Linked DNA regions of Homo sapiens: region 1 is linked to region 2. Evidence: read pairs that join two places in POLR2A ChIA-PET (ENCODE). Cell type or tissue: GM12878. All regions are shown on one strand.

Region 1 (2,500 bases), 98 kb before region 2:
ATGGTGCTAGAATGGTGGATATATGTCATTATCCATTTGTCAAAACCCATAGAATGTGCAACACAAAGAGCGAACCCTGGCCAGGTGTGGTGGCTCATGACAAAAACAACAAAAAGTGAACCCAAATGCAAACTATAGACTTTGGTTAATAATATATCAATATTGGTTCATCAGTTATAACAAATATACCACACTCATGCAAGTTTTTTTTTTTTTTTTTTTTTTTTTTTTTTTTAGATGGAGTCTCGCTCTGTCACCCAGGCTGGAGTGCAGTGGTGTGATCTCGGCTCACTGCAAGCTCCGCCTCCCAGGTTCATGCCATTCTCCTGCCTCAGCCTCCCGAGTAGCTGGGAATACAGGCGCCCGCCACCATACCCGGCTAATTTTTTGTATTTTTAGTAGGGACAGAGTTTCACCATGTTAGCCAGGATGGTCTCGATCTCTTGACCTCGTGATCCGCCTGCCTCAGCCTCCCAAAGTGCTGAGATTACAGGAGTGAGCTACTGGGCCTGGATTTTTTTTTGTTTCTTGTTTTTTTGTTTGTTTTTTTTTTTTTTTTTTGAGATGAAGTCTCACTCTGTTGCCCAGGCTGAAGTGCAGTGGCGTGTTCCCAGCTCACTGCAACCTCTGCCTCCCAGGTTCAAGAGATTCTCCTGCCTTACATCCCAAGTAGCTGAGACTACAGGCACACACCACCACCACCACACCCGGCTAATTTTTGTATATTTAGTAGACAGGGGTTTTCAACATGTTGGCCAGGCTGGTCTCAAACTCCTGACCTCAAGTGATCCACCCGCCTTGGCCCCCCAAATTGCTGGGATTACAGGCGTGAGCCACTGTGACCAGCTCTTACAGGTAGTTTCTAAGAGCACCTCCCCAGGTAAATCAGTTGCCCAAGAATCGCCATGTCAGGCTGCAGTTACAGGCAGTCTGGCCTTAGACGCCAACCACTTTACCTATCCTTTAAATGTCAGGTGACATTTTGTGTTATGGTGTCTTTATTCATTTATTTTTTTTGAGACGGAGTCTTGCTCTGTCATCCAGGCTGGAGTGCCATGGCACCATCTCAGCTCACTGCAACTCCATCTCCTGGGTTCAAGCGATTCCCCTGCCGCAGCCTCCCAAGTAGATGGGATTACAGGCATGAGCAACCATGCCCAGCTAATTTTTTGTATTTTTAGTAGAGATGGGGTTTCACCATGTTGGTCAGGCTGGTCTCAAACTCCTGACCTCAAGTGATCCACCCGTCTTGGCCTCCCAAAGTGCTAGGATTACGGGCGTGAGCCACCGTGCCCAGCCTGTTATGATGTCTTAAAGGATCAAATAATATTAGCTAATACTGACTGGGTGCAGTGGCTTACGCCTGTAATCCCAGACCTTTGGGAGGCCAAGATGGGAAGATCACTTGAACCCAGGAGTTCAAGACCAGCCCAGGCAACATGATGAGATCCTGTCTATACAAAAAAAAAAAAAAAAAAAAGAAAGAAATTAGCTGGGCGCCTGTGGTCCCAGCTACTCGGGAGGCTGAGGTTGGAGAATCGCTTGAGCCCAGGAGGCAGAGTTTGCAGTGAGCCATGATCATGCCACTGCACTCCAGCCTGGGCAACAGAGCAAGACCCTGTCTCAAAAAAAAAAAAAAGATGAAGAGTAGTAGCAACTATGAGTTTCAGCCTGTTAAACTCAAGACGTGCCAGAAATAATGAATTTTTCAGTTTTTATTTATTTTTTATTTTGGGACAGGATGTCACTCTGTCACCCAGGCTGGAGTGCAGTGGCATCATCACCACTGCTCACTGCATCCTGGACTGCCCTGGCTCAAGTGATCCTTCAGCTTTAGCCTCCTGAGTAGCTGGGACTACAGGTGCTTGCCACCATGCCCAGCTCGTTTTTGTTGTTGCTGTTTGTTTGTCTTTCTGGGTTTTTATTTGTTTTTGCAGAGACAGGGTCTCACCATGTTACCCAGGCTGGTCTTGAACTCCTGGGCTCAAGCAATCCTCCCATGTCGGCTTCCCAAAGTGCTGGAATTATAGGCATGAACCACTGTGCCTGCCCCAGTTTTTAGAAGTCGACTTGCTTCTGACTTTTAAAACCCTGTAGATTAAACTTTAGGTATTCTTAATTTTTTTTTGTCTTTTGGAGACAGTCTCACTCTGTTACCCAGGCTGGAGTGTAGTGGCACCATCTCAGCTCACAGCAACCTCCCCCTTCCGGGTTCAAATGATTCTTGTGCCTTAGCCTCCCGAGTAGCTGGGATCACAGGCACCAGCCACCAAGCCTGGCTAATTTTTTTTTTTTTTTTTTTGAGACAGAGTCTCGCTCTGTTACCCAGGCTGGAGTGCAGTGGTGCAATCTCAGCTCACCACAACCTCTGCCTCCTGGGTTCAAGCAATTCTCCTGCCTCAGCCTCCCAAGTAGCTGGGACTACAGGCATGCACCACCATGCCTGGCTAATTTTTGTATTTTTAGTAGAGACAGGGTTTTACTATGTTGGCCAGGCTGG
Region 2 (2,500 bases):
GTGGCATGTGCCTGTAGTCCCAGCAACTAAGGAGGCTGAGCAGTAGGATCACTTCAGCCTGGAAGGTCGACCAGAAGGTTGATTGGGGTGACAGTGAGCCCTGATTGTACCAGTGTGCTCCAGCCTGAGTGACAGAGACAGACCCTGTCTCAAAAAAAAAAAAAAAAAAAAAAAATTAGGTCTTTAGCCTAAGAATAATGGGAACATTGAAGAATTCCCTGATTCTCTGATATGCTTTTTTTTAATTAAAAGAAAAAATTGTATCAAAAAAATCCACACACTTTTTTCTTTTTGGATACAGGCTCATAATGAAAAACAGGAGACCCTTGCCCCACTCCTCCAATCCCAGCATGCTCCTCAGGCAATCACATTCTTCTGGTGGTGACCTTCATATCCCTAAGTAAAACGCTTATATTGCTATTTCTTGATTTATGAACGCCAGATATAAACAAAGTTGATTTTTCTTTCTTTTTTGCTGTGATAGATGAGAGTTTGTCTCAATTCTCCCTCTTTTCTTTTTTTCCTTCCTTTTTTTTTTCTTTTTTTTTTTTATTTTGAGAGAGAAAGAGAGGGTCTTGCTCTGTTACCCAGGCTGGAATGCAGTGGCACAGTCATGGCTCATTGTGGCCTCAACCTCCTGGGCTCAGGTGATCCTCCCACCTCAGCCTCCCAAGTAGCTGGGACTTAGGCGTGCATGACCACACCCAGCTAATTTTTGTGTTTTTTTGTAGAGACAGGGTTTCACCATGTTGCTTGGGCTGGCTTCGAACTCCTGAGCTCAAGTGATCAGCATGCCTCAGCCTCCCAAAGTGCTAGGATAACAGGCCTGAGCCACCACACCTGGCCTCCCTCTTTCTTTTCTGATTCCGCCTAGCATATTGATTTCCTTTGTTTTAGTTTTTCTTTTAGTTATCTTTGTAATTTACAGTTAAACCTTTATTTCTTCTTTATGAACTCTAGGCAGTATCTCTTATCCCCCTACTTTTAGAAGATAAGATGGAGAGTGTAGTATCCTTTCTCATACTTCCGTGTGGAGAAAGCCAAGTATACGTTTAGGGGAATACCCAGAGGAAGAGAGATGACTCACCCCACCAGCCTTAGAGCATGTTAGCAACTGGGACATCAGATGTGGTACACAGCCATTGTGAGACAAGGTGGTAGACCGTGAGTTTACATAAGGGCCTGCAGGCCCCCTTCCTGTTCACACATTTGCATTCAGATGCTGGCTGTCCAGGCCCAAGACTTAGTTATTTTCTGAAGAAACTGAATGACCCTGGAAAAAAGACCTCTCATACTGATGTTGGGGTCATCTAGGAAAAAGACTTGCCTCCCTGGTGAATCACCCACAAGTGATGTCTTCCAGCAAGCAAGACTCAACCCTGTCCACAGAATTCCTGATTAGTGCTGAACTGTTAAAAAAAAAAAAAAAAAAAAAGAGCAGACAAAATAAAAACCCAAACAAACAAAATTCCAAACTTTGGAGAGGTATGTGTATGGAGGGGAGGCAAATGGGTTAAAAAAATAGTGCTAATGATTGAAGCCAGGGGTTCAGCACATAGGAAGCTCATTGTTCTATTCTTTTTTCTTTTGTGTGTGTTGAAAATTTTCCCTAATAAAAAGTTTTAAAATTAAACAAAAAGAGCAGACTACCAAGGATCATTAGAAAAGTGAGGAAAGCTTCTAATATGAAGATTAAAAATGAGAAAAAGTTAAAAAACAGCTAACTGGCCTCCCACTGCCCAAGACGCTGAAAGGAAAGAAGGCCAAGGGGAAGAAGGTGGCCCCGGCCCCTGCTGTTGTGAAGAAGCAGGAGGCCAAGAAAGTGGTGAATTCCCTGTTTGAGAAAAGGCGTAAGAATTTTGGTATTGGACAGGACATCCAGCCCAAAAGAGAACTCACCTACTTTGTGAAATGGCCCGCTATGTCAGGTTGCAGCAGCAGAGAGCCATCCTCTATAAGCAGCTGAAAGTGCCTCCTGCTATTAACCAGTTCACCCAGGCCCTGAACTGCCAAACAGTTACTCAACTGCTTAAGCTGGCCCACAAATACAGACCAGAGACAAAGCAAGAGAAGAAGCAGAGGCTGTTGGCCCAGGCTGAGAAGAAAGCTGCTGGCAAAGGGGGCGTCCCCACTAAGAGACCACCTGCCCTTCGAGCAGGAGTTAACACCATCACCACCTTGGTGGAGAACAAGAAAGCTCAGCTGGTGGTGATTGCACACGATGTGGATTCCATCGAGCTGGTTGTCTTCTTGCCTGCCCTGTGTTGTAAAATGGGAGTCCCTTACTGCATTATCAAGGGGAAGGCAAGACTGGGCCGTCTAGTCCACAGGAAGACCTGCACCACTGTCGCCTTCACACAGGTGAACTTGGAAGACAAAGGCGCTTTGGCTAAGCTGGTGGAAGGTATCAGGACCAATGACAATGACAGATACGATGAGATCTGCTGTCACTGGGGAGGCAATATCTTGGGTCCCAAGTCTGTGGCTTGCATTGCCAAGC

The links. Peaks named below come from ENCODE experiments on the same cell type or tissue, not always from the same donor. Only the 100,000 strongest peaks of a DNase experiment are listed, where the experiment ranks them.
Region 1: POLR2A ChIA-PET joins it to region 2 with 6 read pairs; 5 of 35 experiments call an interaction of 5 or more read pairs at or near these places.

What each region holds. Positions count from the first base shown.
Region 1 is chr12:112,399,576-112,402,075 of GRCh38, reverse strand. No RefSeq gene overlaps it. Among named protein-coding and RNA genes, the nearest start is that of RPL6, 8.8 kb to the left of the region's middle. In GM12878, no CTCF peak of the experiment used is centred here; no DNase peak of the experiment used is centred here.
Region 2 is chr12:112,301,914-112,304,413 of GRCh38, reverse strand. The region is part of intron 7 of HECTD4 (HECT domain E3 ubiquitin protein ligase 4); the gene reads left to right. It also overlaps the pseudogene RPL7AP60. Among named protein-coding and RNA genes, the nearest start is that of HECTD4, 79 kb to the left of the region's middle. RefSeq lists enhancers at 796-1,055, 1,216-1,265. In GM12878, no CTCF peak of the experiment used is centred here; a DNase peak (open chromatin) is centred at 1,093; H3K27ac peaks cover 1,991 bases.